Regions from separate parts of the Homo sapiens genome. Here regions 1 and 3 are each linked to region 2. Evidence: chromatin loops called from intact Hi-C (ENCODE). Cell type or tissue: psoas muscle. All regions are shown on one strand. Links, peaks and the distances in the headings refer to the core of each region. The heading gives the core; the rest is flanking DNA.

Evidence for each region. Hi-C counts contacts between places; a loop is a spot of excess contacts. Peaks named below come from ENCODE experiments on the same cell type or tissue, not always from the same donor. Only the 100,000 strongest peaks of a DNase experiment are listed, where the experiment ranks them.
Region 1: a loop joins it to region 2, with 2.4 times the contacts of the local background. A loop is called at or near these places in 3 of 110 quality-filtered maps.
Region 3: it touches region 2 in a loop (2.3-fold over the local background); 45 of 110 quality-filtered maps call a loop at or near these places.

The regions. Positions count from the first base shown.
Region 1 is chr19:40,400,003-40,410,367 of GRCh38, forward strand. PRX (periaxin) reads right to left here. Exons shown (of 7, transcript NM_181882.3): 2 at 8,338-8,381; 3 at 8,156-8,254; 4 at 7,904-8,029; 5 at 3,704-3,860. The coding sequence starts at 7,930. Among named protein-coding and RNA genes, the nearest start is that of PRX, 8.2 kb to the right of the region's middle. RefSeq lists silencers at 3,518-3,687, 4,598-4,647 and enhancers at 3,728-3,947, 8,128-8,257, 9,484-10,077, 9,996-10,165, 10,078-10,365. In psoas muscle, for the core only: no CTCF peak of the experiment used is centred there; DNase peaks (open chromatin) are centred at 3,649, 4,339 and 5,456; H3K4me3 peaks cover 1,125 bases; H3K27ac peaks cover 1,054 bases.
Region 2 is chr19:40,523,785-40,534,149 of GRCh38, forward strand. SPTBN4 (spectrin beta, non-erythrocytic 4) reads left to right here. Exons shown (of 36, transcript NM_020971.3): 18 at 5,257-5,347; 19 at 8,841-8,987; 20 at 10,296-10,365. Among named protein-coding and RNA genes, the nearest start is that of SHKBP1, 48 kb to the right of the region's middle. RefSeq lists a silencer at 5,394-5,713. In psoas muscle, for the core only: CTCF peaks have their summits at 5,474 (motif pointing right) and 6,590; a DNase peak (open chromatin) is centred at 5,537; H3K4me3 peaks cover 1,079 bases.
Region 3 is chr19:40,310,734-40,321,098 of GRCh38, forward strand. It overlaps C19orf47 (chromosome 19 open reading frame 47), which reads right to left. Exons shown (of 9, transcript NM_001256441.2): 9 at 8,803-10,365. Among named protein-coding and RNA genes, the nearest start is that of AKT2, 31 kb to the left of the region's middle. In psoas muscle, for the core only: no CTCF peak of the experiment used is centred there; no DNase peak of the experiment used is centred there; H3K27ac peaks cover 1,624 bases.

The sequences.
Region 1 (10,365 bases), core at 59-8,058, 120 kb before region 2:
ATGGAGTTTTGCTCTTGTTGCCCAGGCTGGAGTGCAATGGCGCGATCTTGGCTCACTGCAACCTCTGCCTCCCGGGTTCAAGCGACCCTCCTGCCTCAGCCTCCTGAGTAGCTGGGACCACAGGCATGCACCACCACACCCAGCTAATTTTGTATTTTTAGTAGAGACGGGGTTTCTCCATGTTGGTCAGGCTGGTCTCGAACTCCCGACGTCAGGTGATCTGCCCGCCTTGGCCTCCTAAAGTGCTGGCATTACAGGCGTGAGCCACCGTGCCCAGCCCCTCCTCTTTTTTTTTTAAGACAAGATCTCGCCAGGTGCGGTGGCTCATGCCTGTAATCCCAGCACTTTGGGAGGCCGAGGCAGGTGGATCACCTGAGGTCGGGAGTTCGAGACCAGCCTGACCAATATGGAGAAACCCTGTCTCTACTAAAAATACAAAATTGGCCAGGCATGTTGGCACATGTCTGTAATCCCAGCTACTAGGGAGGCCGAGGCAGGAGAATCACTTGAACCCGGGAGGCGGAGGTTGCGGTGAGCTGAGATCGTGCCATTGCACTCCAGCCTGGGCAACAAGAGCGAAATTCCATCTCAAAAAAAAAAAAAAAAAAAAAAAAAAGACAAGATCTCACTCTTCACCCAGGCTGTGGTACACTGGTGCAATGACAAATCACTGCAGCCTTGAACTTCCAGGCTCCAGCGATCCTCCTGCAAATGCAGGCCCGTGCCACCACACCCAGCCTCTCTGGCCTCTTAAAGACACACTACCCCAGACCTCAGGACTTGGACCTCCTCTCTGTCTACATGCTCAAGTCACCCCTTGGGAATTCTTGGGAAGTTCATCCAGATTGAGAAGTTAAAAGACCATAAATCTGCTAACAATTCCCAAGTATATCTCTCCAGTCCAGCACTCTCCCCTCCACCCTAGACTCACATCCAACATCTCCATCATATCTCCACCTGGGTGTCCCACACCACACCTCTCCTTTAACAGATCCAAACTGTACTCCTGGTCTTTCTTAGTACTAGCCTCAGTGTGCTCCTTTTGAGGGACCAGCAACTCCATCCTCAGGTCAAAAATCCCCAGATCCATCCTGGACAACCCTCTTTCCATCATACCCAATATCCAGTCCTCAAAGCTCCTCCTTCAAAATATATTCAGAATCCAAATATATATATACCTCCAAAACCCTTTGGTCCTGAGCATCCTCATCTCTTACCTGGATAATCACAGTAGCCAGTTTGTTGATCTCCCTGCTCCTAAACCTGCCTTCATATATTCTACTGTTTGTTGTTGTTGGCCTTGTTTTTGAAACAGAATCTTGCTCTGTTGCCCAAGCTGGAGTGCAGTGGTGTGATCATGGCTCATTGCAGCTTCAGTCTCCTGGGCTCAAGCGATCCTCCCGCCTTGGCTTCCCCGAGTGCTGGGATTACAGGTGTGAGCCACCCAATGCTTGGCCATACTCTACTGTTAATGCAGCAGTTCAGCACAGTCAATTCACGTTTCTCCCTGCTCACAGCCCTCACAGAATAAAAGCCAAAGTCTTATAAAGCCCTCTAAAAAGTGTCCTCCCCTTACCTCTCTGGCCTTCTCTCTTACTCTCCTCTTCACTAACTCAATTGCGTAGACACTGGCTTCCTCACTGTTTCTACCACAAGCTAGGCATGGTCCCACCTTGGGGCATTTTTGCTGTCTGTTCCCTCTTCCAGATGGCCTCATAGCTTGTTCCCTTACCTCCTTTAGCCTTTTCACCCTTTCCAGCCCACCCCTTTTTTTTTTTTTTTTTAGGCGGAGTTTTGCTCTTTCGCCCAGGCTGGAGTGAAGTGGCGCGAACTCGGCTTACTGCAACCTTAAGCAATTCTCCTGCCTCAGTCTCCTGAGTAGCTGGGATTATAGGCGCCTACCACCACACCCGGCTAATTTTTGAATTTTTAGTAGAGACAGAGTTTCGCCATATTGGCCAGGCTGGCCTCGAACTCCTGACCTCAGGTGATCAGCCCACCTCAGCCTCCCAAAGTGCTAGGATTATGCACCCAGCCAAGCCCACCCCCATTTAAAAATGCAGCTGTAGGCCGGCCTCGGTGGCTCACGCCTGTAATCCCAGCACTTTGGGAGGCCGAGGAGGGCGGATCACGAGGTCAGAAGATGGAGACCATCCTGGCTAACACGGTGAAACCCCGTCTCTACTAAAAATACAAAAAAAATTAGCCGGGCATGGTGGCGGGTGCCTGTAGTCCCAGTTACTAGGGAGGCTGAGGCAGGAGAATGGCGTGAACACGGGAGGCGGAGCTTGCAGTGAGCCGAGATCGTGCCACTGCACTCCAGCCTGGGAGACAGAGCAAGACTCCGTCTCAAAATAAATAAATAAATAAAATAAAATAAAATAATAAAAATGCAGCTGTAGCACATTGTCCTCCTGGCAACTGTAGCACTTACTGCTTTCTAATTTACTAGGTATTTTACTTAATTTGCTTAAATATGTCTCTCCCGGCTGGGCGCGGTGGCTCACACCTGTAATCCCAGCACTTTGGGAGGCCGAGGCGGGCAGATCACGAGGTCAGGAGATCGAGACCATCCTGGCTAACACGGTGAAACCTCGTCTCTACTAAAAATACAAAAAATTAGCCGGGCGTGGTTGTGGGCGCCTGTAGTCCCTCCCAGCTACTAGGGAGGCTGAGGCAGGAGAATGGTGTGAACCCGGGAGGCGGAGCTTGCAGTGAGCCGAGATTGCGCCACTGCACTCCAGCCTGGGCAACAGAGCGAGACTCCGTCTCAAAAAAAAAAAAAAATCTCTCCCCACTGGAATGTAAGCTCCATAAGTGCAGGGACTGTTGTTCAGTTTTGTTCACGGCTGAAGCCCAAGCAGCTAAGATAATGTCTGACATAGGGTGGGGCACGGTGGCTCACGCCTGTAATCCCAGCACTTTGGGAGACTGAGGCGGATGGATCACCTGAGGTCGGGAGTTCGATACCAGCCTGGCCAACATAGTGAAACCCCGTCTCTACTAAAAATACAAAAATTAGCCGGGCGTGGTGGAGGGGACCTGTAATCCCAGCTACTCAGGAGGCTGAGGCAGGAGAATCGCTTGAACCAGGGAGGCGGAGGTGGCAGTGAGCCGAGATCGTGCCATTGCACTCCAGCCTGGGCAACAAGAGAGAAACTCCGTATCAAAATACATAAATAAATAAAGTCTGAAATAGAAGGCACTAATAAATAGTTGTTGCATGAATAAATCACGTCAGCTTCATCCATATCCTAAAACATCCTTTACTCTTCCCAACCCCTCTAAGTGGCTCACTCCACCCTTTTCTCCTGCCCCAACAACAAAAACATTTACTAGCACTCACATAGTTAAGCACTATGTGCCACTTAGCTATGTGCTAAGTGTTTTCACATACTGACTCGTTAAATCCTCAATACATAATAACCCCATACTAGAATAAGTCCCATTTCAGAGATGAGAAAACTGAGGCACAGAAAGATCACAAGCTAGTAAACGGGGGATGTGAAATTCGCACCCAGACAGTGAACCTCCGGAATTTGCTGTGAACAGTCAGCAAAGCCCCGCCCCAAGCCCTTAACCCCTCCTGGTCGCCGGTCACGCCCCCATCCCCCGGTCAGTTTCAGCCTCTCTTTGGACCCAAGGCAGATTCCTAACCCCGCCCCCGCAGTTCGACCCCGCCCCACACCCCGGGCCCGCCCACCTTCCTGCAGGCTGAGGCTCCTGGCGGCGGGTGAGTCCTCGCGCAGCTCCCGAACGAAGATTCCCTCTTTGCCGCCGCCCGCTACGTTGATGCCGCTGACCCCGGTCTGCGCCTCCGTCTCCACGATAATTTCCACCAACTCCGCCCGCCTCAGCTCCTGCAGAGGGCGGCGAGGTGTCGCGTTGGGGCTCTAGGGCCGGACCTCGCCCAGAGCCCGCCATTGCGCTCAACAGTGGCTCATATACATATATATGTTTATATATATTTAGAGACGGGGGTGGGGGACGGTCTCGCCACACTGCCCAGGCTGGTCTCGAACTCCTCCTGGGCCCAAGGGATCCTCCCGCCTCGGCCTCCCAAAGTGCTGGGATTACAGGCGTGAGCCACCGCGCCCGGCCAAAAGCGGCTGTTCAGCGGGCCTTCAGGGCACACGCCCCTCGGCGCTGCCCTCGCAGGACGTCGGGGCACACCCACTCCGGCGTCTCCCCTTTAAGCAAGCCTGAGGGCAGCTGGCTTTCTAGGACCCGCGGAACGGTTAAACAGCTCCGCGGGCCGGCTGGCCTCTCCGAGGCCCTGGAGCGGCAGCCGAAAGGGGTTAGGGGAGGAGACGGGGTTGTAAGGGGAGGGACTGCGTCGGAGTGGGCTGGAGATAACTTGAGTTGTGATTGAGAGGCGGGACCAGGATCGTGGGGGCGTGGTCAGGTCGGGAGGGCGGGGCTGGGGGGGGTTGGTGCGGGTAGGAGGGGTAAGACAACACAGGCCTGAGAGGAAGAGCCAAATGGGGTATAGAAGGGTGCAAAAGATAGGAGAGGAATGTGGCCAGAGTTTATGGGAGGTTATTTGGAGCTGGGGCGGAGACCCTTATTATTTTTTTGTTGGGGGAGACAGGGTCTCTCACTCTGTCCCCAGGCTTGAGTGCAGTGGTGTGATCATGGCTCACTGCAGCCTCCACCTCCTTAAACTCAAGCAGACCTTCCGCTCCGGTCTCCCAAGTAGTTGGGAACATAGGCACGCGCCACCACGCCCAGCTAATTTTTAATTTTTTTTTTAAGAGACAGGGGTATCACTGTGTTGCCCAGGCTGGTCTCAAACTCCTGGCCTCAAGAGATCCTCCTGTCTCAGCCTCCCAAAGCACTGGGATTACAGGCATGAGCCACTGCATCTGGCCCGGAGACCCATATTCTACAAACTGAATTTAACTATGGGGGAGGGGCTTTAATTACAGCAGAACAAGAGAATAGTTGAGGATGGGATTCTGAGGAAGGGGCTGGCTGGACCTTCAAGCCCTCTGGGATTGGGGGGACAGGGAGTGGGATTTGCCTCCCTGCAGGCTTGAATGTGTGTGAGAATGTGCTCTATTGTAAATTCAATGACCCGAAGACCTGTGAAACGCCCACAGGAGAGGGAATCCAGTGAAGGGGGTCTGCGTGGGTAATGAATGGGACTGGGAGACATGGCATTCCCGGTATTTACTGTAAATGATGCAGATTGGACCTGGCCCAGAAGCCACTATGGGATTCACAATAGGGCTTCCCAGAAGAGGCAGTGACAAACCTGGATCCTGTCTAGGAATCCAATCTGCTGTGTGTCTTAGGAAGAATCTTGCCCTCTCTGGACCCACTTCCCTGCTGCAAAATAGGGTAACATAGGCATACTGGAAGGAGGTTGCAGTAGGGATCTGAGAGGACACTGTCATGGCCAACGCACTGGGGCCAGCACGGACTGGAATTGAGCCCAGGACTTGGAGGGAGAGCAGGTCTAGGCCAGATGCCCCACAGCAGTGGCCCCAAGGGACTAGGGGGCTGAGCAGGGCAGTCTGGGTAAGGAGAGTTGTGGCTGGGACTGTAGGGAACAGCATGACCACCAGTACCGCCCTTTGGCTCAGCAGGCCCTGGGCTCAGCATTTTATGTGCAGAATCTCTTTTTTTTTTTTTTTTTTTTTTTTTTTTTTGAGGCGGAGTCTCGCTCTGTCACCCAGGCTGGGAGTGCAGTGGCACAATCTTGGCTCACTGCAACCTCCACCTCCCGGGTCAAGCGATTCTCCTGCCTCAGCCTCCCGAGTAGCTGGGATTACAGGTGCACGCCACCACGCCCAGCTAATTTTTGTATTCTTAGTAGAGATAGAGTTTCACCATGTTGGCCAGGATGGTCTCGATCTCTTGACTTCATGATCCACCCGCCTCAGCTTCCCAGAGTGCTGAGATGACAGGCATGAGCCACCGCGCCCGGCCTCTTTTTTTTTTTTAAGAGTCGGAGTCAGGCCAGGCGCGGTAGCTCACACCTATAATCCCAGCACTTTGGGAGGCCAAGGCGGGAGGATCACCTGAGGTCAGGAGTTCAAGACCAGCCTGGCCAACATGGCGAAACTCCATCTCTACTAAAAGTCCTAAAATTAGCCAGGCGTGGTGGTGGGCGCCTGTAATCCCAGCTACTCGGGAGACTGAGGCAGGAGAATTGCTTGAACCTGGGAGGCGGAGGTTGCAGTGAGCTGAGATCGCACCACTGCACTCCAGCCTGGGTGACAAGACCAAGAATCCGTCTCAAAAAAAAAAAAAAAAAGAGTCGGAGTCTTGTTTTGCCCAGGCTGGTCTCCAGCTCCTGGGCTCAAGGGATCCTCTGGCCTCAGCCTCCCAGAGTGTTGGGATTACAGGTGTGAGCCATCGAATGCAGTCTGCAGGATCTCATTTCATCCTCTCCCTATAGCCTTGGGCAGTCACAGAGGAGGACACTAAGGCCCAGAGAGGTAAAGTGACTTGCCTAATGCCCTGTAGCAAGTTAAGCGGCTGGGCCTCAACCTTAGGTCTGTGACCCCAGAACTCATAGGCCATCCTGTGGGCAGAGAACTCCTGGCGCTGTACCCACTGCCTCTCGCCCCCAGTAGCAGCTTGGCCCCTGTAACAGTAGACCCGCTCTGTGCCTGGTATACAGTAAGACATGGTCAATGCCAATCCACCATCTCAGTAACAGTGACAGCAGCTGTCATTCAAAGAGGCTTCCTCAGCACCAGACTCTGTGCAAATGGCTCAAGCGGGAGTTCTCAGAGGTGGAGATCATTACCTCCATTTCTTTTTTTTTTTTTTTTTTTTGAGACAGAGTCTCACTGTGACCCTCAGGCTGGCATGCAATGGTGTGATCTCGGCTCACTGCCACCTCCGCTTCCTGGGTTCAAGCAATTCTTCTGCCTCAGCCTCCCGAGTAGCTGGGACTACAGGTGTGCACCATCATGCCCGGCTAATTTTTGTATTTTTAGCAGAGATGGGGTTTCACCGTATTGGCCAGGCTGGTCCCGAACTCCTAACCTCAAGTGATCCGCCCGCCTTGGCCTCCCGAAGTGCTGGGATTATAGGTGTGAGCCACTGCGCCCAGCCCCATTACCTCCATTTCAGTGGGAAACTGAGGCTGAAAGAGGTGAGATCATCTGCCCAGGGCCACACAGCTGAAGTGGTAGGGTTGGGATTTGAGCCATGGGTCCAAGCCCATGTCCTTAACTCCTACATTATATGCCCTTGTGTGTGTGTGTGTGTGTGTGTGTGTGTGTGTGTGTGTGTTTAGACAGGGTCTTTTTTTTTTTTTCTTTGTTTTTCTCATTTATTCTTTCCACACAGGAGACTTAATGAGACAGGATCTTGCTCTTTCACCCAGGCTGGCGTGCAGTGGTTCAATCATATCTCACTGCAACCTCAACCTCCTGGGTTCAGGTGATCCTCCCACCTCAGCCTCCTGAGTAGCTGGGACTACAGGAATGCACCACCAAACCCGGCTCATTTTTTTTTCCGGTAGAGACAGGGTCTTCCTATGTTGCCCAGGCTTGTCTCAAACTCCTAGGCTTTAGCGATCCTCCTGCCTCGGCCTCCCAAAGTGCTGGAATTCCAGGCCTGCGCCACTGCACCTGGCATATGCTGCCTCTTCTGATGAAGGGTTTCTGCCGGATTTTCTTCAGCTCCTTATTAATTTAGCTCCTTTGTGCGCCAGTGATTTCACTGCCTTGAGTCTTAGCCTGTGCCAGATGCTGCACTAAGGACATTACATATGTTAATTTTCTTCTCCTCACAGTGACCCATAAAATAGACCCTGTTATTATTTCCATTTCACAGATGGAGAGAATGAGGCACAGAGAGGCCAGAAAGTGTCTCCTTGCTGCCCTAGTCTGTGCCTCCCCATTGCCCTCAAGTGCGCCTTGCAGGACACGTGGGCACTCACCTCGGCACTCCGGCTCCTGGCCTCCATGGCGTTGCTGGGAGGCACCTGCACCCCAGGCTCCTGTGTCCTCTCCCCTTTCTGCTGCAGAACCAGCTTCAGTTCTGCATGGAGCAGCTGCCTCTGAGCCTGTGGGAGGACAGCAGTGGAGGCTTGAGGCCAGTAGGGGACGAGAGGTGGAGGCCATGCTTACAGGGAGAAAGCAGGGTGGGTATTAGAAGGGGAGAAGGGCCCCCACCCCAGCTGTCCTCTCACCGCTGCCTGGGTGCAGGCACTTCCTCCTAACAGGAGCCCAGCCCGAGGTGCCGCACAGCTGTCTGCAGGGCTCACGCCCTTCCGTGGGGTTCTTGCTGCCTGCCAGGGAAAGGCCAGGATGTGAAGCTCCAGGCAGGCGAGGAAGGGGTGGGGAGGGGCATATGGCACCAGCCTGCGCTCACCTGAGGGTCACCTCCAGCTCCTTGGGCCTCCTGGGTCCGGCGCTCTAAGAAGAATAATGTGAGCAGTGTTATTGGCTAACAGCCACCGATGACTTCCTGAGTGCCTGACCCTGCTGCGTTCTGCTGATACCCTATCCCCGTCGTGCAGGTGGGAAACTGAGCCTCAGAAGACCTTTACCCAGGATGACTCAGCTGGACAACACACGGTAAAGCCAAAACTGACTCCGAGGCCTGTCTGGCAGCAGAGCCCCCGTGCCAAAGATCTTGGCCAACTGAGGGGGCCAAATTCACTAAAAAATAATTGCTATTTGAGACAGGGTCTAGCTCTATTGCCCAGGCTGGAGTGCAGTGGTGCAATCACGGCACACTGCTGCCTCGGTCTCTGGGCTCAGGCGATCCTCCCACCTTGGCCTCCCGAGTAGCTGGGACCACAGGTGCATGCCACAACACCCGGCTACGTTTTTGTTGTTGTTGGTGGTGTGTGTGTGTGTGTGTGTGTGTGTGTGTGAGAGAGAGAGTTTTGCTCTGTCACCTAGGCTGGAGTGCAATGGCGCGATCTTGGCTCACTGCAGCCTCCAACTCCTGGGTTCAAGTGATTCTCCCGCCTCAGCCTCCCGAGTAGTTGGGACTACAGGCACGCACCTTGGGACTACAGGTACGCACCGCCATACCCGGCTATTTCTTGTATTTTTAGTAGAGACGGAGTTTCACCATGCTGGCCAGGCTGGTCTTGAACTCCTGACTGCAAGTGATCAGCCCACCTTGGCCTCCCAAAGTGCTGGAATTACAGGCATGAGCCTCCACACCTGGCAACACCAGGTTAATTTTTTAAATTAATTTGTAGAGATGGAGTCTCCCTAGGTTGCCCAAACTGAGCTCCAACTCCTGGGCTCATGCTATCCTCCTGCCTCAGCCTCTTGATGCTATAAAATAATTATAGCCACTCCCATGTACTCCCAGTGAGCAAATCACAGCTCCTCTCTGTGCTTCAGTTATGTTGTCTATAAAATGTGGAGAATAAGAGCTTTTACCTCGCAGGGCTGTTCCGAGGCTCAAATGAGTTAATAAGTGTAAAGTGCCAGGCACCTGGCAGGTGCTTTATAAATACTTGCTATTATTATTATTATTATTATTATTATTATTATTATTTTGAGACAGAGTCTCGCTCTGTTGTCCAAGCTGGAGTGAAGTGGTGCGAATTCGGCTTACTACAACCTCTGCCTCCTGGGTTCAAGTGATTCTCCTGCCTCAGCCTCCCAAGTAGCTGGGATTACAGGTGCCCACCACCACGCCTGGCTACTTTTTGTATTTTTAGTAGAGATGGGGTTTCACCATGTTGGCAGGCTGGTCTGGAACTCCTGACCTCAGGTGATCCACCTGCCTCAGCCTCCCAAAGTGCTGGGATTACAGGCATGAGCCACTGCACCTGTCAGGCCATTATTATTACTAAGAACTTCCTATGGCCCTGACCTTGTGTCGAGCGCCCCACATGCTCCACTGCACATGGCCCTCAGCACAGCCTTGTGCAATCAGCTACTACTGAGCCCATTACAGAGGAGACACCTGAGGCTGGGGGAAGGGATGTCACTAGCCCAGGTCACAAATGGTCGAGCCAGGACTTGAATTTGTCTGAAGGCTCCAGCCCTTTATCTGGGTAGTAATAATACCTGATGGGTACTGAGTGATTAGTATTTGCTGGCCCCCGTGCTAAGACCTTCACCTTCTACTTCACCTCGGAAAACCCCATTTCCTGAGAGGCCAAAAGAACTTGCTCAAGGCCTCATAGCACAGCCAGAAGGAGGCAAAGCTGAAATTCACATGCAGCCACCCGCCAGGCCCATCTGGGGAAATGGAGATGAATACTCTCTCCCCCAACCCCCGACTCTGGGCTTGTCCTCACAGCCCCCACCTGGCATGCCAACCCGCCAACCCCTATTGCACAGGGAAAGGTCAGGCCTCACGCGGCACATTCCCTCACACAATGGCCCGTCTGCTGTGCTCAGTTGCATTCCGCCCCTGCCCACCCAC
Region 2 (10,365 bases), core at 961-8,960:
GTTGTCTTAGATTTGATTTAAGTGGATTTTTTTTTTTGAGACGGGGTCTCACTGTGTTGCCCAGGCTGGAGTGCAGTAGCACGATCTCGGCTCACTGCAACCCTCACCTCCCAGGTTCAAGTGATTCTCCTGCCTCAGCCTCCCGAGTAGCTGGGGCTACAGGCATGAGCCACCACGCTGGCTAATTTTTGTATTTTTAGTAGAGACACGGTTTCACCATGTTGGCCAGACTGGTCTTGAACTCTTGACCACCCACCTTGGCCTCCCAAAGTGCTGTGATTAGCGGCATGAGCCACTGCACCTGGCCTTAAGTGGATATATTGTGAAAAGGTAACCTGAGGCTGTCAACCCAAAAGATACAGAAGGATATACAATGAAAGGTTTCTTTCTTAAGTCTGCCCTGAGCATGGGATAGCTGGTCCTGTTGTTAAAATGTTAGGCTGGGTGCAGTGACTCATGCCTGTAATCCCAGCACTTCGGTAGGCTGAGACGGGAGGATTGCTTGTGCTGAAGAGTTCCAGACCAGCCTGGGCAACATAGTGAGACCCCTTCTCTAAAATTAAAAAAAAAAAAAAAGCTGGGCGTGGTGATGCGTGCCTGTAGTCCCAGCTACTCTTGAGGCTGAGATGGGAGGACTGTTTGAGTCCGGGAGATTGAGGCAGCAATGAACTGTGATCATATCACTGCAGTCCAGCCTGGATGACACAGCAACATTCTGTCCCCCCTCCAAAAAAAAAATGTGTTAACTTACTTCCCTAGATGCCTCATTATCCATCCTGCTCTTCTGCACCCTCCTTGGGAACCCCCAGACCTCCCCAGATCCAGCAGCTAGAGGCCAGGCACAGGTGTGTTCCAGCTTTCCAGATGGGACAGTGTCCCCTGCCAGGCTGGTTGTCAAATATTTTGCATAAGCACCTCTTCCTGGCCCCAGCCACTCTAGGAAGCATGCAAAGTGAGTGTCTGCATGTCTCTGTGTCTCTCTCATCTCTTGAACCTCATTGTTCTCTGCTTCTGTCGCCATCTGTCTCTTGCCACCACTCTCTTGTCTGTCCTTGCACTAATCAAGCGAAGATATTTATTGAGCATCTACTGTGTGCCAGGCACTATTGTAGGTAGGCACTGAACAAAACAACACCACCACCTCCAGCCATCATGGGAAGTCCTTTCTCATCTTCCAGACCCAGTTCTGTCTGTCATTAGAGCTGTTTCTGCTCCTCCTGGTGACCCTAAATTTCTCCTCTCAGGCTCTCTGGCTCTCTCCGGCATGATCCAGGCCAGAAGGGGACCCAGTACCCCTCCTTCTGTCTTCCCATCTCCTGACAGAAAGCATCCCTGGTCACTTCACTGTGCCACCCCCAGCCCCAGGACCGCTACCCCTTTTCTGTTTACGGCTCAGACATCCTTTCCCTAGATTTATCTGGGGCAAGGCAGCATGCTTCTAAAGGAAACTTTTATGGGAATTCTGTTCTTGAGGATGCAAACTCATCATTTAGTGCCCCCTTTTCCATCCAGGCCTGGATCCTTCCTTTGTTCCACTTTTTTTTTTTTTTTTTTTGAGACAGGGATCTTACTCTGTTGCCCAGGCTGGAGTGCAGTGGTGCAATCATAGCTCACTGCAGCCTGGAACTCCTGGGCTCAACCAACTCTCCTGCCTCAGCCTCCTGAGTAGCTGGACTATAGGTGTGAGCCACTGAGCATGGCCTGTTCCACATTTCTTGAGCACCTGCTGCATGCCAGGCTCAGCAAAACGAGGAGGAGGAGCCCGGGGGACTGTTCATTCCATGATTCATTCATTCATTACTTTTCAGTCATTCATTAATTGCTCCTTTCACTCTATTGTTTATTCACTCATCCTCCAGTCAATTAAACATGTACTGAGCCCGTGCTCTGTACGGAGTGGGGGTGTGTTCACAGAAATGACCAGGACAGAACATGATTCCTGCCTCACAGAGCTCGAACGTTATCTGACAAGGATGGCCCAGAATGCTCGGGGCTGGGATGGAGGAAGTCCAGGCAGAAAGGTCAGGGCCCGGATGGGAGACGTGCAGCCGCTGTGGGAGAGGCAGCATTTGTCCCAGGCTTGTGGTGGGTGAGGTGTGGTCACAGAGGGATTGAGACGGACTAATCTCTGCACCTTCCCACCATCCCAGTCATTTATTTGTCTAGGGACACATTTCCCACCCTGTGGGAGGAGTGGGAGGAGTGGGAGGAGTTTCCACATCCGCCAAGGGGGCAGAGCCATACAGAGCTGGGGACTGGGGCCCTGGGGCCCTGGGGGTCTTAGACCTGGCTTCACCCCTGAATCCGTGACATTCAGGGCAAGTCACTTAGAGCTTCAGCTTGCCTGGCCCCTCACCTGGAACCTGTGTGTGAGGTGCTGTTCTTTTTTTTTTTTTTTTTTTTTTTGAGATGGAGTCTCACTCTGTCACCCAGGCAGGAGTGTAGTGGCGCGATCTCGCCTCACTGCAACCTCTGCCTCCAGGGTTCAAGCTATTCTCCTGCTTCAGCCTCCTGAGTACTGGGATCACAGGAAAGAGCCACCATGTCCAACTAATTTTTGTATTTTTGGTAGAGACAGGGTTTTGCCATGTTGGCCAGGCTGGTCTCAAACTCCTGACTTCAAGTGATCCACCTGCCTCGGCTCCCCAAAGTGCTGGGATTACAGGCGTGAGCCACCGCGCCGGCCGCTAGGTGCTGTTCTTATCTGCGTTTTGCATGTGAGGCTCAGAGGGGAAAACTGACTTGCCCAGAGTCATGGCCAGGAAGTGCCACAGCCTAGATTTGAACCCTGTTGCTTTCTTTTCTTTTCTTTTTTTTAAAGACAGGGTCTTGCTTTGTTGCCCAGGCTGGAGTGCAGTGGTGCGATCACTGCTCACTGCAGCCTCAATCTCCTGGGCTCAAACAATCCTCCTGCCTCAGCCTTCTGAGTAGCTGGGACTAAAAGCATGTGCCACCTTGCTCGGCTAATTTTTCATTCTTTTTTTGTAGAGATGAAGTCTCACTATATTGCCCAGGGTGGTTTCAAACTCCTGGGCTCAAGCAATCCTCCTACTTTGGCCTCCCCAAAGTGCTCGGATTACAGGCGTGAGCCATCGTGCCCGGCCTACTCTGTTGTTCTTTCACCCTCATGGAGACTCAGGGTCTTCCTCATCTCTAGGACTGATGCTTGACAGTTTGGCTGCTGAAGGCCTGGAAAGATTGATTTCAGCTCAATTTCAGAGGCATTTTATCTTTCCTGGCTCCTAAGCTAAGTTGGGCAGGAGGCAGTCAGTGCTTCGCTTGCTTGTCTCAGGCCCTTCCTGTTCCTTCTCTCTGGTTCTGTCTCTGCAACTGTCTCCTATACACTCTGTCTCTTTGCTTCCATCTATCCATCTATTTCTGTATCTCTGTTTCCTGCTCCCTCTCTGTTTTTCTCTCCGTTTTTCTCTCCCTCCATCTGCACCTCTCTAACCCTGTCTTTTCTGCCTCTGTCTTTCACAGATACTGTACTTTTGTTTCTCCCATCTTTTTTCTCTCTGCCACTGTGTTTCTTGCATTCATTCATTTAACAAATATAAGTCGAGCGTGTACTGTATGCCAAGCCCTTTTTCTAAGCATTGGGGACACATCTATGAACAAAACAGACAAAAATCCCTGCCCTCATGGAAATGATATATCCTAGCATGGGAGACAGCCAAGATAAATAAGTAACATATAGCACGTGTTAGATTGCGTTAAGTGCTAAGGAGAAAATTAAAGAAGGGAAGAAAGCCAGAAAGTGTTGGGGAGTGGTCAGGAGGGACCTCACGAAGAAGGTGATCTTTGAGTAGATGTTGGGGGAAGGAGCATTCCCAGCAGAGGGAACGGCTAGTGCCAAGGGCCTGAGGCTTGCTCAAGGCACAGCGAGAAGGGCAGTACAGTTACCACAGAGTGAGGGGGAAGAGTGCAAGGAGAATAAGAGTTTGGAAAGGTGGGGGTGTGGGGCCTGGTAGGTCAGAAAGGCCTCTGAGATTGGCCGAGTGCAGGAGCTCACTCCCATCCCAGCACTTTGGGAGGCCAAGGCGGGTGGATCACTTGAGGTCAGGAGTTCGAGACCAGCCTGGCCAACATGGCGAAAACTCGTCTCTACTAAAAATACAAAAATTAGCCAGGCCTGGTGGTGGGCGCCTGTAATCCCAGCTAGTTGGGAGGCTGAGGCCGGAGAATCGCTTGAACCTGGGGGGTGGAGGTTGTAGTGAGCCGAGATCACGCCACTGCACTCCAGCCTGGGCGATGGAGCGAGACTCCATCTCAAAAAAAAAAAAAAAAAAAAAGGACTCTAAGGACTCTCATGGAGACCCTGGGAGGATCTCTAAGGACTCTCATGGAGACCCTGGGAGGATAGTCTCATTCTCTCTCTCTCCCTGGGGGAGACAGATAGCAACAGGACAGGGATGCATGGGAGCCCATGTGGGATGCCCCAGCCCCATCCACCAGGCCTCTTGGGCACTTTGCCTTGCACTGTGGGCAGGAGGCCAGACTGCCCGGGGCCCATGGTCCCAGCCGGCTCCAGAGTGGTACGGCCTGGGTCCAGCCTGGTCAGTTCAGTCAGGCCAAGGGCCTCGCTCTGCCTGCAGGAGTGCCCACTTCAGCTTCTCTGCGACTCTGCTGTCATCTCTCCCCACACTCTGCTCTCTTCCCTCTCTCCAACTCTGCGGCCCCCTGGTCTGTCTGTCGTCTGTGGGGCTGTCTTTTCCTGGTGGCATTTGCCACTCCTCTGCCTGTCTCTCTCTGGGCTGTCCCTGACCGGACTCCTCCTGTCACTTTCCCTCTCTCTGCCTCCTCTCTTTCGTCGTCTGCTGCTCCCTGAGTTTCTTTCTGGCTCTGCCTTGCTCCATCTCTTTTCTCGTCTTTTTTTATTCTCTCTCTCGCTCTCTTTCTGGTGTCTCCTCTCACTTTCTCGTTTGTTTTGTTTTGTTTTTGTCCCTAGGTATGTCTGTCTTTACTTCTCTGTTATCTTTCTCTCTGGACTTGCCTTTTTTTCTCTCCGTCTATATCTCTTTCTTTCTAAGTGCCTGTCTCTGCCTCTCCCTTTCTCTTCCTCTGTCTGTCTCTCTCTCTGCCCTTCTTCAGCCCCGTCCCTGCGTCCCTGGCTTTGCCCCACTAATTCCTCCCTCTCTCTTACATATTTTCCACGCCCTTCTTCCCCTACCCAGCCCAGTGCCCTCACAGTCCTACTGCCAGCGCCGCACCCCCCAACCCGGGGCCTTTCCCCAGCCCTTATCTCCCCATCCCCAGGAACCAAGAAAACCAGTTACGGGCCCAGCAATGGATGCAAAAGCTACATGACCAACTTGAGCTGCAGCACTTCCTCCGAGACTGCCACGAGGTAGGAACTCCAGGTGTGCTGGGGACGGAGACATCCCCTTTAGTCGGGAGGGAAGTGCTTCTCGGCCGAGGTGGGGGTGGGGACGCCCCGTCTAAGTGGGTCGCGGAGCGATGCTCGCTCTAAGCCGCCAGGGGGCGCGCGGAGCCGGGTCTCAGTGCGCATGCTCCGCAAGTCCCTGCCCGCCCACGCCGACTCCGGGAAACGAAGGAGGGGCCCCGGGCGCCCCTGGCAACCGCGCGTGTCCGCGCCTACGGGTCCCGCGGGGACGCGCGCTGATCTCACCTTTCTCTCCTGAGATTTGTGAGAATCGCTCTACCCCAGGAGAGGGGCGGGGCGGGCGGTGGGGATAAGGGCCGAGGGCCGTGGGGGGGCCAGCGGCCCTGCGCCCTCCTGCAGCCAGCGATGGCTCTGAACCAAGCCCTCGCCCCTTTAAAGGTGTTCAGTAATCAAGCCCCTTCCCTTAGGGATGATCTGCACACATTAGGGACGATCTCCCCTAATCCGAGATGGTCCAGGCCCCCTTCCTTATTAGTGACGGTTCAGGAGACCTGCTGTCTTCCCCTCCTTCCCTTGCATTCCATAGAAACGATTCTAGACTTTGGCCACATTAGAGATGGCCTAGTAAACATTTTCCTAAACCCTAAACAGAGCTAGGCCTGGCCCTGAGCCCCTCCATCTGTGTGACCCAGGATCATCCCCTCCTCCATCATCACCCCGTACCTAAGTTTCTTCCAACCAAAGCTGGTTCAGGAACCAGGTCTAACCCCTAAACCCCTCAGCCTCAATTAAAGACGATTCGACCCTCCCCCCTATGTTGAACACCCATGGGAGATTGTTCTCTCCGCACACGGAATAAACAAGGGCCTCCATACCGTGCCCCCCTCCCCCATAACTGGGGTAGGCCGGGACTTGAGCCACTGGAGGAACCCCCTGTTCCCCCTCGCCCCCACTGGAGATTGTGAGATGTTCCAGGTCGCCCTCCCATATCCCCTGTCCACATGTGGTGGCCAGGAGCCCGAGCTTCTTCCCATTAGAGATGGTTCAGGAGGCCCCCACCCAGCCCCTCACCATAATCCCCACTCCCTTAGTGAGGCAGTCCAAGCCCCAGGCGCTCCCTCCCGGCATTAGATTTGGTCCAGGAGCACCCCCCATCCCTCATGAGATTGTTCTGGATCAGGCAGCAATCATCTGAGATGGCGCAGAAGCCCCCCACCCGAAGCCTTGGGGCGAGTGGTGGTTCCTCCTGCACCCCCACCTGGGGCCCCGCAAAGAGGCGGGCAGGGAGGCAGGCAGGGGGCGCACGCGGGCGGGCGCGCGGCCGCCGCGCGGGGGCGAGGGAGGGGGCGCGCGGCCGCCGGAGCCTCAGCCTTCGCCGCCGCTGCCGCTGCCGTCGCAGTTGAGGGGCGAGCACCCGCCCGCCCGCTGCAGGGACGCCCCGCCAACGCCACTGCCGCTTCAGGTCTCGGGGGCGCCCAGGGGAGGGGGTTGGCGCGCACCCCGCGGACGCAGACAGGGGAGGGGGCTCGGGCGCGTGCCCGCCCGTCGTGGCCGCGGGAGGGAGGGGCGGGGCGGCGCGGGGGCGGGCCGGGCAGGCGCCCGGACCCCCACCCTGGGGGAGGGGCAAGGACGCCGGGAGCTGTCCGCGGTGCTGGCGCGGGCGGGACTGAGGGGCCGGCCCCCAAGGGAGGGGAGCGAAGCGGGGGGACTTCTAAGACCACTTCTAGGGTAATCTGGATTTGCCCTAAGGGTTCAGGGCGTCTCAGCCTTTCGAGGGGGGGCTCTTCTCCGGGTAATGGGGCATCTAAGATTTGCCCTGGGGTTGGGGGTTTCTCAACCTTTTGGGGGGTTTCTTTCTTGTTTTGGGAGGATCTGTATCAGCCTTGGATGATGGAGGTGAATCACTTTTGGGGGGCTCTGCCTTGGAAGATGAGGGGCCTTGGATTTTCTCTGGGTCTAGGGGGCTCTGACTTTGTGGGGCTTTTCCTGGGTTGTTGGATAGTCTGGTTTTGCCCTCCATCATGAAGGAATCACTTTTGAGGGGGCTTTACTTTGAGGATGGGGTACCATCTCTTTAAGGGCTCTGCTTTCACTGCGGGCTGTGGTTGCCGTTGGACTCTTCCCTGCACGTCGGGAACCTGTGAATTGAGTTGGGGGGTTCAGCACTGGACTTGGTTCTAGTGTGTGTATGAAGGAGTGTGATGCTGTCCTGGACCCCTGGGGAGCACATGCTCAGGGGACATGGGCTGGGGTTTGGCCGGCTGGGGATCTGGGATTTGTCCTTGGCTATGACTGCATTTGCCTCCCGGGACCGCGGAGCTGGAGTCCAGTGTTTGTTTTTTTTTTTTTTTTTTTTTTTTTTTTTTTTTTTGCAGGAGGGAGGAGGGAGGATCTTGTGACTGGAGTGGGGAGGAGAAAGGGGAGGAGCAAACTGTTTCAGGTGCCAGGTTTGGTCATGAGTGGGGAAGTTCTGGCTTGGAGGATAAGTCTGGTTTTTTACTGGAGGGGGTTGGGGGAGGCTCAAAAAGCAGCCTGTGATTGATCCTCTCTAGTGCCGTGAGAGGGGCCCACTCTTGGTGCTTGCGTTTTGGATGACTGGTTTTGTTGGTGGGTAGGAGGACTAGAACTGGCTTTAGTTGTAGGGGTGGGGGTGCTGGCCGGGCTTGGGAGGTCCGATCTGATCCACGATGGAGAGTCTGTGGCTAGATTTTGGGGTAGACTGGTTTGGAGAGCCAGAACACAGCTTTGTTTTTCACATTTGGCTGGGGTTGGCTTTGGTTGAGGGCTAGAACTGGTCATGGTTTGGGGATCTATGGTCTTAGAGTCCCAGGGCTAGAACTGGGGAGCCCTGTGGGCTCATTAGGGGTGCTAGATCTCGATTATGGAGGATGGGTCTACTCCAGATTAGAGGGTTAGTTTAGAGAGAGCTAGAGTTGGCTTTAATTGGGAGGTTGTTTGGGGGGTTTATCTGGCCATACTGGAGGAACTGGGGCTAGATATGGGGGCTTCATTTGATACCCTTGGGAATGGGTTGAGGCTCTTGAATTGGTCCTTATTGGGGGGTGGCTAAGATTGAATGAAGTGTCTAAGTGTTGCTATGGGAGGGGTGGTCCTGGGGATGAATTGGGAGTTAGCTAAATTGGGTTGGAGAGCTTGTTTTGGGGGGGGTGATCTGTCCCCAAGTCTAAGAGGCTGACTGGCCCTGCCTTGGGGGCTTGTGGGGAGTTGAGGAGGGCTTCCCTCAGGACAGGGGACAGGGGAGCAAAGGATTGGGCATTCTGGGGACCCTTCCATCCATCCTCTATCCAGGAAAGAGCTTGAGCTGCACCCACCCCCAATATAAAGGCCTCACTTGCAAAGGTTTTTTCATCCTTTCCTATTCCTTCCACCCATACACCCTAGCAGCCCAGGCCCTGAACCTGGGACTTCCTGAAGGGATGGGGGGCTGTGGCAGGTTGAGGGGACCAGCTGAGCCCTCCTGCCCTGTTCTGCACAGCTGGATGGCTGGATCCATGAGAAGATGCTGATGGCGCGGGATGGCACGCGGGAGGACAACCACAAGCTGCATAAGAGATGGCTCCGGCACCAGGCATTCATGGCCGAGCTGGCTCAGAATAAGGAGTGGCTGGAGAAGATCGAGCGGGTGAGGAAGCTGATGGCCCCTCTGCCTGTGCCAGGTGCAGGAGGCCTCCAGGGAGCCCACGTCTCACCTGCTGCACCCGCTGCTGCCATCCTGCTGGTCTTACACCTCTGGACTGACTCAAATCAGCTCCAGATCTGCTCCTAGCTATGTGGCTTTGAGTGATTCATGTAACATCTTTGAGCCTCAATTTGCTCATCTGTAAAGTGGCCAGCATCTCTTCTGAATGGTGCCTGTATCCTACTGTTTGTTAAATATTTCACTTCTTAATATAACCTCCTCTACCAGGTTCCTTCCATACCATTTGGGGCATTTAAGATGGAAGGTTGGGGAGATGGGCTGGGACAGACCCTGGGAAGCCCAGGGTTAAAGTAAACTTTGGATTCTTAGAGCCCTGGGTTCTAACTGTGTCTATGCCTGTTACCAGCTGTGGGGCCTTAGGTAATTGTGTTAACCTCTTGGAGCCTCAGTTTGCTGTTCTATAAAATTAAGGAAATAATAAATATAGCTACTTCCTGGGCTCTGTGCACATAAAGTACTTAACACAAGGCCACGCACCTAAGAGCTGTAATTACTGTGGTCTTGTTACTTTTAATACTTAATGTTACCTAAGTAGCTCTGGGCCACTAAGAACCTTGACTTCAGTCTTGGAGGGACTGAGGTAGATATTTGCTCTAAGCCTCAACCCTCAGAACTTCCCCCTCCTCTGGCTGAACCCCTAGACCTGTAGCCCTGGATATACACACTTTTCTGACTCACACAGAGACACCCATGTTGGCCTTAAACCCTTAAATGGTCATTGATGTTTCATAAATGGTGGCATATGGCGAAGGCAGTCTTCTTGACTTTGAGTTTAATGGAAGTTCATTCTCTCCCTGCCTCTCTGGCTCCCTCTATCTTTCTTTCCTGTCTGTCTATCCCTCTATCCTTGTCTTTCTTACGGTCCTCTCCCCATGTTTCTGATTTTCTGTGCCTGTCTCTCTGTTGATCACTCTGTGACTGTTTGTCTCTCCCTGACTCCTTCCCATGTCTCTGTGTCCATCTGTCTCTCCCTGTATCTTTCTGTCTCCCTCCCCTCACTTCTGTCTGTCTGTCTCTCTCTTCTTGTCTCTCTTCCTTGGTTCCTTCCATTTCTGGGCCTATCTCTGCATCCACCCCTCATGTCTCTCTCTCCCTATGTGTCTCCCACTCCCTGCCTCTGATTCTCTTTTCACATCCTTCCCTGTGTCCTGTCACTCTCCCACACTTCTCTGATTCTCCCCACCATCTATCTATCTTCTCCATCTCCTGCCATCCACCCACTTGGGGCAGGAGGGCCAGCAACTGATGCAGGAGAAGCCCGAACTGGCGGCCTCCGTGCGGAAGAAGCTGGGCGAGATCC
Region 3 (10,365 bases), core at 1,028-9,027, 210 kb before region 2:
TCTGAGTAAGAAAATATAATTATGTTTGTAAATATACAGATATTTCTGGGGGAACTCATAAAACTCCAGTAACACTGACTGCCTCTGGAGAGGGGAACTGGATGACTGACGGATCCAGAGTAGAAGCAGAATTGTTATTTTTAAAATAAGAGATGCCCAAAAATACATAAAAATTAACACAATGAATACCATGTGCCTACCGCCCAGTTTTAAAAACCATTACACCAGGCGCAGTGGCTCACACCTATAATCCCAGCACTTTGGAAGGCCGAGGTGAGCGGATTGCTTGAGTCCAGGACTTCAAGACCAACGTGGGCAACATAGCAAGCCCCCTTCTCTACAAAAAAACCTGCAAAAATTGGGCCGGGTGCAGTGGCTCACGACTGCAATCCCAGCACTTTGGGAGGCCGAGGCGGGCGGATCACCTGAGGTTGGGAGTTTGAGACCAGCCTGACCAACACGGAGAAACCCCGTCTCTACTAAAAATACAAAAAAATTAGCCAGGCATGGTGGCGCATGCCTGTAATCTCAGCTACTTGGGAGGCTGAGGCAGGAGAATCGCTTGAACCCGGGAGGCACAGGTTGCGGTGAGCCAAAATCACGCCATTGCACTCCAGCCTGGGCAACAAGAGCAAAACTCGGTCTCAAAAAAAAAAAAATTAGCCAAACGTGGTGGCACGCACCTGTAGTCCCAGATACTCAGGAGGCTGAGGTGGGAGGATCACTTGACCCTGAGAGGCGGAGAGTGCAGTGAGTTGAGATCGCACCACTGCAGTCTAGCCTGGGCGACAGAGCAAGACCCTGTCTCAAAAAATAATAATAATAAATAAAAATAAAAAATAAACACAAGGAGCCCCACTGTCTTACCCCACACCTTGCGCTTTCACAGGCTCACACTTCCTTCAGGTGGCGGAGTCCCTCACATGATGCAGTGAAGGGAGATGTGGAGTCTTGCTGGGTCGCCCAGGCTAGAATGCAGTGGCACAATCTCGGCTCACTGCAATGTCTGCCTCCTGGGTTCAAGCGACTCTCCTGCCTCAGCCTCCTGAGCAGCTGGGACTACAGGCCTATACCATCACGCCTGGCTACATTTTTGTATTTTTAGTAGAGACAGGGTTTCACCATGTTGGCCAGGCTGGTCTGGAACTCCTGACCTCAAGTGATCCACCTGCTTTGGCCTCCCAAAGTGCAGGGATTACAGGTGTGAGCCACCATGCCCGGCCCAATTTGCTTTTTTCACTCAGTGTTTTAGTTTATTCATATTGATATGTGCAACATTAGTTCATTTTCATTGATGTACACTATCCCACATCCAATATGTAAAACATAATGCATCCAACACTGGTGTCTTATTTTCCAACATGACCACAATGCGAGTTCTCATCCCACATGCTCTTCTTACAAGGAGATGTTGACTTCCTCTTACTGAGAAGTGGGATCTATCATGCCTCCTCCTGAATCTGATGGGCCAGTGACTGTGGCAGAAGTGAAGCCCTGTGGCTTCCAATGCTAGGTTAGAAAAGGCCATACAGGGCTGGGCATGGTGGCTCACGCCTGTAATCCCAGCACTTTGGGAGGCCGAGGCGGTCGGATCACGAGGTCGAGATCGAGACTATCCTGGCCAATATGGTGAAACCCCATCTCTACTAAAAATACAAAAAATTAGCCAGGCATGGTGGCGGGCGCCTGTAGTCCCAGCTACTTGGGAGGCTGAGGCAGGAGAATGGCGTGAACCCAGGAGGCGGAGCTTGCAGTGAGCTGAGATCGCACCACTGCACTCCAGCCTGGGCGACAGAGCGAGACTCCATCTCAAAAAAAAAAAAGAAAAGGCCATACAGTTTCCTCTGGCTCTCAAGAAGCTCCTTCTTGAAACCCAGCTGCCATGCTGTAAGGAAGCACAGGCCACAGGAAGAAGTCATGTGTAGGCATTCTGGCTGGCAGCCCAAGCTGGGCCCCAGATAAGTGCCAGTACTGGTTAACCACCAGGTATCTGAGGAAGTTTTAAGACGACACCAACCTCAGCCAACATCTTACTAAAATCACATGAGCGCCCCCAAGTGATAACAGCCTAATTAAGTCCAGTCAACCCCTGGGACTATAAGAGATAATAAAATGATTGTTAATTTAAGCCACTAAGTTTTGGGGTGATTAGTGATGCATTAGGTAACTGGAACAACTATGCCACAATCTGTCCATTCTCCAGTTGCTGGATATTTGTTTCCACATTTATGCTATTACAAACAGCACTGCTGTGAACATTCTCATACATGTCTTTTGCATGTACGTGGAAGTTTCTCCAGGGTATATATTTGCTAGGAGAGTAACTGCTGGGTTGGAAAGTGTGTCACCTTCAACTTTACCACAACCTACCAAACTATTTTCCAAGATGGTTGGTACCAGCTTACATTCCATCAGCAAAGTATATCCTCCCATTACTCCAAATCTTCCCTAACACTTGAGACTTAAGGTTTTTGCCAGTCTACTGGGTGCACAATGGTCTTATTTCATATCCTTTTAAGGACTGGAATTTTGTACTGTTCCCATGAATTAATCCAAAATAAGTGCTTAAACCTATAGTAATGTTGCTTTTTTAAATTTTTTATTTTTTCGAGACAGGGGCTCACTCTGTTGCCCAGGCTAGAGTGCAGTGTCGTGATCACAGCTCACTGCAGCTTCTACCTGTTGCGCTCAAGTGATCCTCCTGCCTCAGCCACCCAAGCAGCTGGGACTACAGCCATGCGCCACCACGCCGAGCTAATTTTTAAATTTTTTGTAGAGATGGAGTTTCACCATGTTGCCCAGTCTGGTCTGGAACTCCTGGGCTGAAGAGATCTGCCTGCCTTGGCCTCCCCAAGTGTTGGGATTACAGGCATGAGCCACCATGCCCAGCCCGCTTTTCCTTTTTAAGAATGATTTACACATTGGGGTTCCATATTAAGGCTTCATTTTCTAAAAGGGAGTTGTCACTGGGTATGATGGCTCATGCCTGTAATTCCTACAATTACAGGCAAGAGGCAGGAGGATCATCTGAGTCCAGGAGTTCAAGGCTGCAGTAAGCTACGATTGTGCCTCTGCAATCTGGCCTGGGTGACAGAGCAAGATCCTGTCTCCATAATCCCAGCTACTCGGGAGGCAGAGGCTGCAGTGAGATTACACCACTGCACTCTGGCCTGGGCAACAGAGGGAGACTCTGTCTCAAAAAAAAAAAAGGTATAGAAAAAAAGAAGGGAGGCTCCAGTAGCAGCCAAGCACATCTCATGCCTAGATCTTGGTTTCCACCACTGTTCTGCAATTAAAAGGACCAGGCTCCTTGGAAAAATGGTTGGCTCCAGGACTGGGGCAGGAAATATTCAAGATGAGCCTGCAGCATCTCTAGAGCCTGAAAGTAAGGACACAGTAAAAACAAAAACAAGGCTGGGTGCGGTGGTTCACGCCTATAATCCCAGCACTTTGGGAGGCTGAGGCGGGCAGATCAACTGAGGTCAGAAGTTCAAGACCAGCCTGAACAATATGATGAAACCCCATCTCTATTAAAAATACAAAAATTAGCCAGGCATCGTGGCATGTGCCTGTAATCCCAGCTACTCAGGAGGCTAAGGCAGGAGATCACTTGAACTCAGGAGGCGGAGGTTGTGGTGAGCTGAGATTGCACCATTGCACTCCAGCCTGGGCAACAAGAACGAAACTCCGTCTCAAAAACAAAAACAATGGGAGTATAACAAGTCAAAGGGACTCTGGAACCAACTGAAAGAGCTCCCCATGGCCAAAGTCAGACTAATGTGAGTGACAAAATAAAGAAAGTAACGTTGGATGATAACCTCAAATACAAAGTAAATATCCCTGAGTCCAAACTCATAAAAATAAATGACTAAGTTACTAAATGAGGAGAAGAGACACATTTCCTTTGCAGAAGAATTCCAAATAATTTATGTAAATCCCTTGCCCCCAAGGAGATGGAGCATAAACCCCCCAACTCCTTACATGCAGGCTGTGCAGTGAATTCCTTCCAAAGAGGACAAGGTGTAAAGGGAGAAAGAAGAGTAGCTTTACAAAGTGGAGAAACTTGACAAACAGGTGATCAGGATGAACAAAAACAGTGGTGAATCATGTGGTCAGTGTGTCCCCTTGATATGTGATGAAATGACACTTCCCCTTTGAGGTCTTCCTCCAAAAAACACGTAACTCCAGTGTAATCATGAGAAAAATATCAGACAAATCCCAGCTGAGGGGCATCCCATAATATGTCTGACCAGAACTCTTCGAAACTATCAAAGTAGGCATCAAAACCAAAGAAAGTCTGAGCAACTGCCCTAGCCAAGAGGAACCTAAGGAGACACGACAACTCCTTACTTGTCAATATAAATGTCTGGAGCCAGAATGTTATCAAATTTGATAACATAATGTCATATGAGATCCTGGAACAGTAAAATACATTAGGCAAAACTAAGGCAATCTGAATAAACTATAGACTTTAGTTAATACTAATGGATCGATATTATTTCATTAATTGTGACAAACGTACCACCCCAATGTCAGATGTCATTAATATTAGGAGTAACTGAGCGTGGGGTATACAGCAGCTCTCTGCACTATCTTCTCAATTTTTTCTGCAACTCTAAAACTATTCTAAGGCCAGGTGTGGTGGCTCATGCCTGTAATCCCAACATTTTGGGAGGCTGAGGTGAGTACATCGCTTGAGCTCAGGAATCTGAGACCAGCTAGGGCAATATAGTGAGACCTCGTCTCTACAAGAAAAAAAACAACTGGCCGGGCATGGTGGCTCACGCCTGTAATCCCAGCACTTTGGGAGGCCGAAGTGAGCAAATCGCCTGAGGTCAGGAATTCGAGACCAGCCTGGTTAACACGGTGAAACCCCATATCTACTAAAAATAAAAAATTAGCCAGGCATGGTGGCGCATGCCTGTAATCCCAGCCACTCAGGAGGCTGAGGCAGGAGAATTGCTTGAACCCGGCAGACGCAGGCTACAGTGAGCCGAGATCACCCCACTGCACTCCAGCCTGGGCGAGAGAGTGACACTCCATCTCAAAAAAAAAAAAAAATTTAAATTAAAAAATTAGCTGAGCATGGTGGCAGGTGCCCGTAGCCCCAGGTACTCAGGAGGCTGAGGCAATAGGATCACTTGAGCCTGGTAGGTGGAGGCTACAGTGAGCTGGGATCATACCACTGCACTCCAGTCTGGGTGACAGAGCAAGCCCCTATCTATAAATGAATAAATAAAGCTGTTCTAAAAATAAAGTCTATTACAAAAAAAAAAAGAGAGAGAGAGAGAGAGATTTAGCCCTGATTTTGCAAAGGGAAATGTCTCCTCTGCTGCAGGACCCCGACAGGCCTTCAAAGTTGGGTCTATAGTTGCAGCACTTGCCAAACTAACTCAGGTCAGATGCCCAAAGGAGGGGTGGAGGTGGCTGCAGCTCAACTCTTGGCTCATCTCAGCAGCAGGGGGCTTGGGCACTGGAGAAAGGGGGGCTGAGGCTGGCCCAGGCCTTGGCCACTTGCCACAGATACTGCTAGTTTGCATCTGGCTTTAGTATCCACTGATGTGGGCTACCAGAGGAAGGGATGTGTCCAGAGGTGGCCTTGTCTCAGGGCGACCATCCACACAGAATCACTCTGCTGGGCTGCTGCAGGTCTGGTTCTGCCATTCAGCATGAGCCCTGGGCTCGCTGCACCACCATCTCCTCATCCGTTTATGGGATGAGAATAGGAAGACCCTGCCTTTTATGATGTTGCCCTCAGGATTCGACAAGTCCAACAACTTAGCCAAGCGTTGATTTAGTACTTCCTGGCACACAGGTGGTAGTCAACGTTAGCTCTCAGCATCCCCTGACCCAACTCCTCCAGCGGTCTCCAGCTGGAAGAGTCCAACTGCTCTTCATTCCTTTATGAAATGGGGTGGTCACTGTGTAAATAAATCACCTGAAGGATGCCAATCATCTTGGAGGAGAGGCTAGTTCAGATCTGCAACGGACTCATCACCAGTATTTGCACTTAAATAATGTAATGTAATAATGTGTTCTTCGAAGTCACCCCTGAATTGATCCCATGTGTAAGGAAAATTGTTCATTCTAGGACTACTTGTAATAGCACGAGGTAGGAAACAACCTGAATTTCCTTCAAAAAGGAACTGGTTAAATAAATTAGACTACTAAGACACGTGTATGCTTGTACATGGATCCTATATGCTCCTCTGCTGTGTGTGTGTGTGTGTGTGTACATCTCACTGGAAAGATTACACAAGAAATTGGTTAACATTTGTAGTCTCTGAGGAAGGGACTAGGGGGCTAGGAGACATGGGAAGATACTTTTCACTGTAGAGACTTTTGTATCTTTTGCATTTTGAACCATGTGAATGTATTCTTAATTTTTTTTTTTCGAGACAAGAGTCTTGCTCTGTTGCCCAAGTGGAGTTGCAGTGGTGCGATCACAGCTCACTGCAGCTTCAACCTCCTGGGCTCAAGGGATCCTCCCACCTCAGCCTTACAAGTAGCTGGGAATACAGGCATGATCCACCAAACGTGGCTGTGAATGTATTATTTATGCTCAAAAATGCCTAACAGACAGGGCATGGTGGCTCATGCCTGTAATCCCAACACTTTGGAAAGCTGAGATGGGAGGATTGCTTGAGACTAGTAGTTTGAGACCAGCCTGGGCAACATAGAAAGACCCTGTCTCTAAAAAACTAAAAGTAAAAAGTGCTTAATAGAATCAGTGAAAAAAAAAAATCTACCCCTGTGGGTCATGGCTGTTGGGGCGGGCTCGGGAGAACTGCCAAGTCAAATGTATAACGGGTGGGCCACTGTGACTCTGGAGCAGCTGGGAGGTGGAGGCGGCATCGGCTCAGGTCACAAGGATGTGGCTCTCAAGGCGAGCAGCATCCTAGCTGCAAATGCTTCCTAGGACAAGCCAATAAGGTTGGTGCGGACATCTACACATGGACAACTCTAGAGAGTCCAAATCCACTGTTTTTTTTTTGTTTTTTTTTTTGAGACAGTCTCACTCTGTCGCCCAGGCTGGAGTGTAGTGGTATGATCTCTGCTCACGGCAACCTCCGCCTCCTGGGTTCAAGTGATTCTCGTGTCTCAGCCTCCCAAGTAGCTGTGATTACAGGCGTGCACCAACACACCGGCCAATTTTTGTATTTTTAGTAGAGATGGGGTTTTGCCATGTTGGCCAGGCTGGTCCTGAACTCCTGACTTCCAAGTGATCCACCTGCCTCAGCCTCCCAAAGTGCTGGGATTACAGGCGTAAGCCACCATGCCAGGTCCAAAATCACTGTCTTAAGACCTCCGCCTTGACCCTTCTCCAAAAGGGCTATGTTTCAAATCTGCTATCAAGGCAGCCCAGGTGGCTGGGTGCAGTGGCTCATGTCTGTAATCCCAGCACTTTGGGAGGCCGGTGAGAGAGGATCACTTGATCCCAAGAGTTCGAGCCCAGCATAGGGTACATAGTGAGACCTCGTCTCCATAAAATATAAAATAAAATAAAAATTTTTAAAAGGCACCACAGGGTAGGGATTAACGGGCAAGGATTCTGAAGTCTGCTCCCTGGGGTCAAACTCAGTCCTGCCACCCGCCAGCTGGGTGAGGCCTTCAGCAGTTAACTCCCCTCTCTGTGCCTCTGTAAAGCGCAACAATAAGAGAATCTCCCTGGCACAGCTAAACCCTGTGTGGTAAATTACCTATATATGTTTTTATATCATTGCAGTTCCTATTACACATTGAGAAATTACCATGGCTCTTAAATTTAGCAACTGGAACTCTTCCAGTTCACCCCAGCAGTTGTTAAAATTACCTATGAAGTAGAATCAGAGGAAATTATTAGGAAACAAAGAAGGCTGAAGCTCAGCAGGGAAAGTGCGCATGTGTGAGCTCTTCCTGGTGGCAATGACCTGAAGGGGCGGCCCCTGGAATCTGAGGGCCAGCATTTGCTGTCCTTTGAGGTCAGGCCTCAGCCAGTCTCAGGAGGGTCTAGCCTGGGCCCCCACAGAGAAAGGCATCTATTACTGCTCTCTACAGTTGTCCCTCATCCTGAAGTCCGGCCCTTCACACCCCATCCCCAGTGCCTGGGACACTGCATGACACACAGTCAGCCCCCAATATGACGTAACTGAAAAACTGAAAATAATGGATTTAGGAAGATGAAAGAAGTTCTGGAGATGGATGATGGCGAAGGGTACACAACAGTGTGAAAGTACTTAATGCCACTGAATGGTACAGTTTAAAATAGTTAAAATGGTCCAGGCGCAGTGGCTCACACCTGTAATCCCAGCACTTTGGGAGGCTGAGGCGGGCGGATCACCTAAGGTCAGGAGTTCGAGACCAGCCTGGCCAACGTGGTGAAACCCCATCTACTAAAAATATGAAAATTAGCTGGGAGTGGTGGCAGGTGCCTGTAATCCCAGCTACCAGGGAGGCTGAGGCAGGAGAATAGCTGGAACCCTGGAGGTGGAGGTTTCAGTGAGCCAAGATCATGACATTGTCCTCCAGCCTGGGCAACAAGAGCAAAACTCTAACTCAAAAAAAAAATAAACAATAAAAATAAAATAAAATGGTTAAAATTGTAAATTTCACGAGGTATATTTTCACACAATGAAAATAAATAAATAAACGGATGAGATCTAGTCTCATCTTTACCTGCTCTCTCATTAATTCTCCTCCAACCCCCTGACCTCTCCTAGGCTGTCTCTTTTTGTCAGTTCCTGTTCTCTAAACAGGGAAAGGGCCCCAGATTCCCTCCAATCTCTATGATCCCTTTCCAGCTGGTATTACCAGGCCCTTGGCTTTTTTTTTTTTTTTTTTTGAGATGGAGTCTCGCTCTTGTTGCCTAGGCTGGAGTGCAGTGGCACGATCTCAGCTCACTGCAACCTCCACCTCCCGGGTTCAAGCGATCCTCCTGCCTCAGCCTCCTAAGTAGCCGGGATTACAGGCACCTGTCACCACACCCGGCTAATTTTTGTATTTTTAGTAGAGACGGGGTTTCACCATCTTGGCCAGGCTGGTCTCGAACTCCTGACCTTGTGATCCACCCGCCTTGGCCTCCCAAACTGCTGGGATTACAAGCGTAAGCCACCACGCCCAGCCAAGGCCCTTGGCTTTGATTCCAGCTGTACCCTGCGCACTGTCAGCAGCCATGAACCCCCAGCCCAGGTGTCCGCCTGAGCCCCAGCGGGGACCCTAACAGGCGCAATGCAGTCAGAACACAGCTCCCTCTTCCTTGACCTTCCTCCCGTCTCCCCTTCTCTGTTAACAGCCGTTCCCCCAGATGCTCCGGTCTAACATCTAGGCGGGCCCTATGATTCTCATCTTCTCTAGCCCCAACTTCCAACCCATCAGCACATCCCACAGCTCTTCCTCCAAAGCACACCCTAAGCAGCCCAAGCGGCCCTCTTCCCTGCTCCCCACTGCCATGCCCTCGCAGCCATCCTGGCTTCCTGCCTGGACTGCTGCAGTGGCATCCACCCCAGCCCTCCCAGCCATTCCTTCTCCTCACAGAAGCCAGAGCGATGATCCTAAATGAAACTCAGCTCAGCACATCCCAGCTCCAAATCCTCCCGATCCAGCACTCCCGGGTCACTGTGCACATTCCTCCTCCTTGATCACAACACCCCCAGCCACCTAGCCCCTGCCCACCCACCTCTGCCTCATGCTGGAGGCAGGGCCCACCCTCACCCACAGCCACCAGCCTTCTTCCTGTTCCTTGTCCCACCTCAGCACCTCTGCCCCTGGCTGTCCCTCTGTCTGAAAGCTCTCCTCCTGAACTTCATGAAGCCACATTCCCAACTTGGCCTCCATGTCACCCCTTCTGCAAGGCCTTCCTATCCACAACCACTGAAGCGGCCCTGGCCACTTTCTCCCACTCCTCAGATTCCTTGGCCAGCACCACCGCTTTACCTACACCCCATCCCTGGAGAGGCCCTGCTCACTACCTGCTACCAGCTCCTAGGACAGGCCTGGCTCAGGGGCGCTGTGCAGCAGGGAGGGGTGGGCGACCAAACCAGTGGAAACTCATGGTCTCACAAACGGAGCCCATCATTTGGAAAGGTGCCAGCAGGCAGGTGAAATCCATGGGGGGAGGGGATAGAGTGACAAAACCACTACGGCTTATTGGGGGCAGGGGGCGGCCTAACTGAATGGTGACTGTGGCCATTACTCCCCCTGACTCAGGGCTTGCAGCAGGGACATGGACCATGTGTGTGCAGGAAGCCTGACCTTTAGAGACACAGCCCAATCCTCTGCCACCATCCCCAGCCCAGCTGCGCATAGTGTGAAACAGTCCTGCAACTCACCCTGAAGGAGTGGGGGAAATGATTTGAAAGTCACAAAAATATATTAAAACAGCAGCTG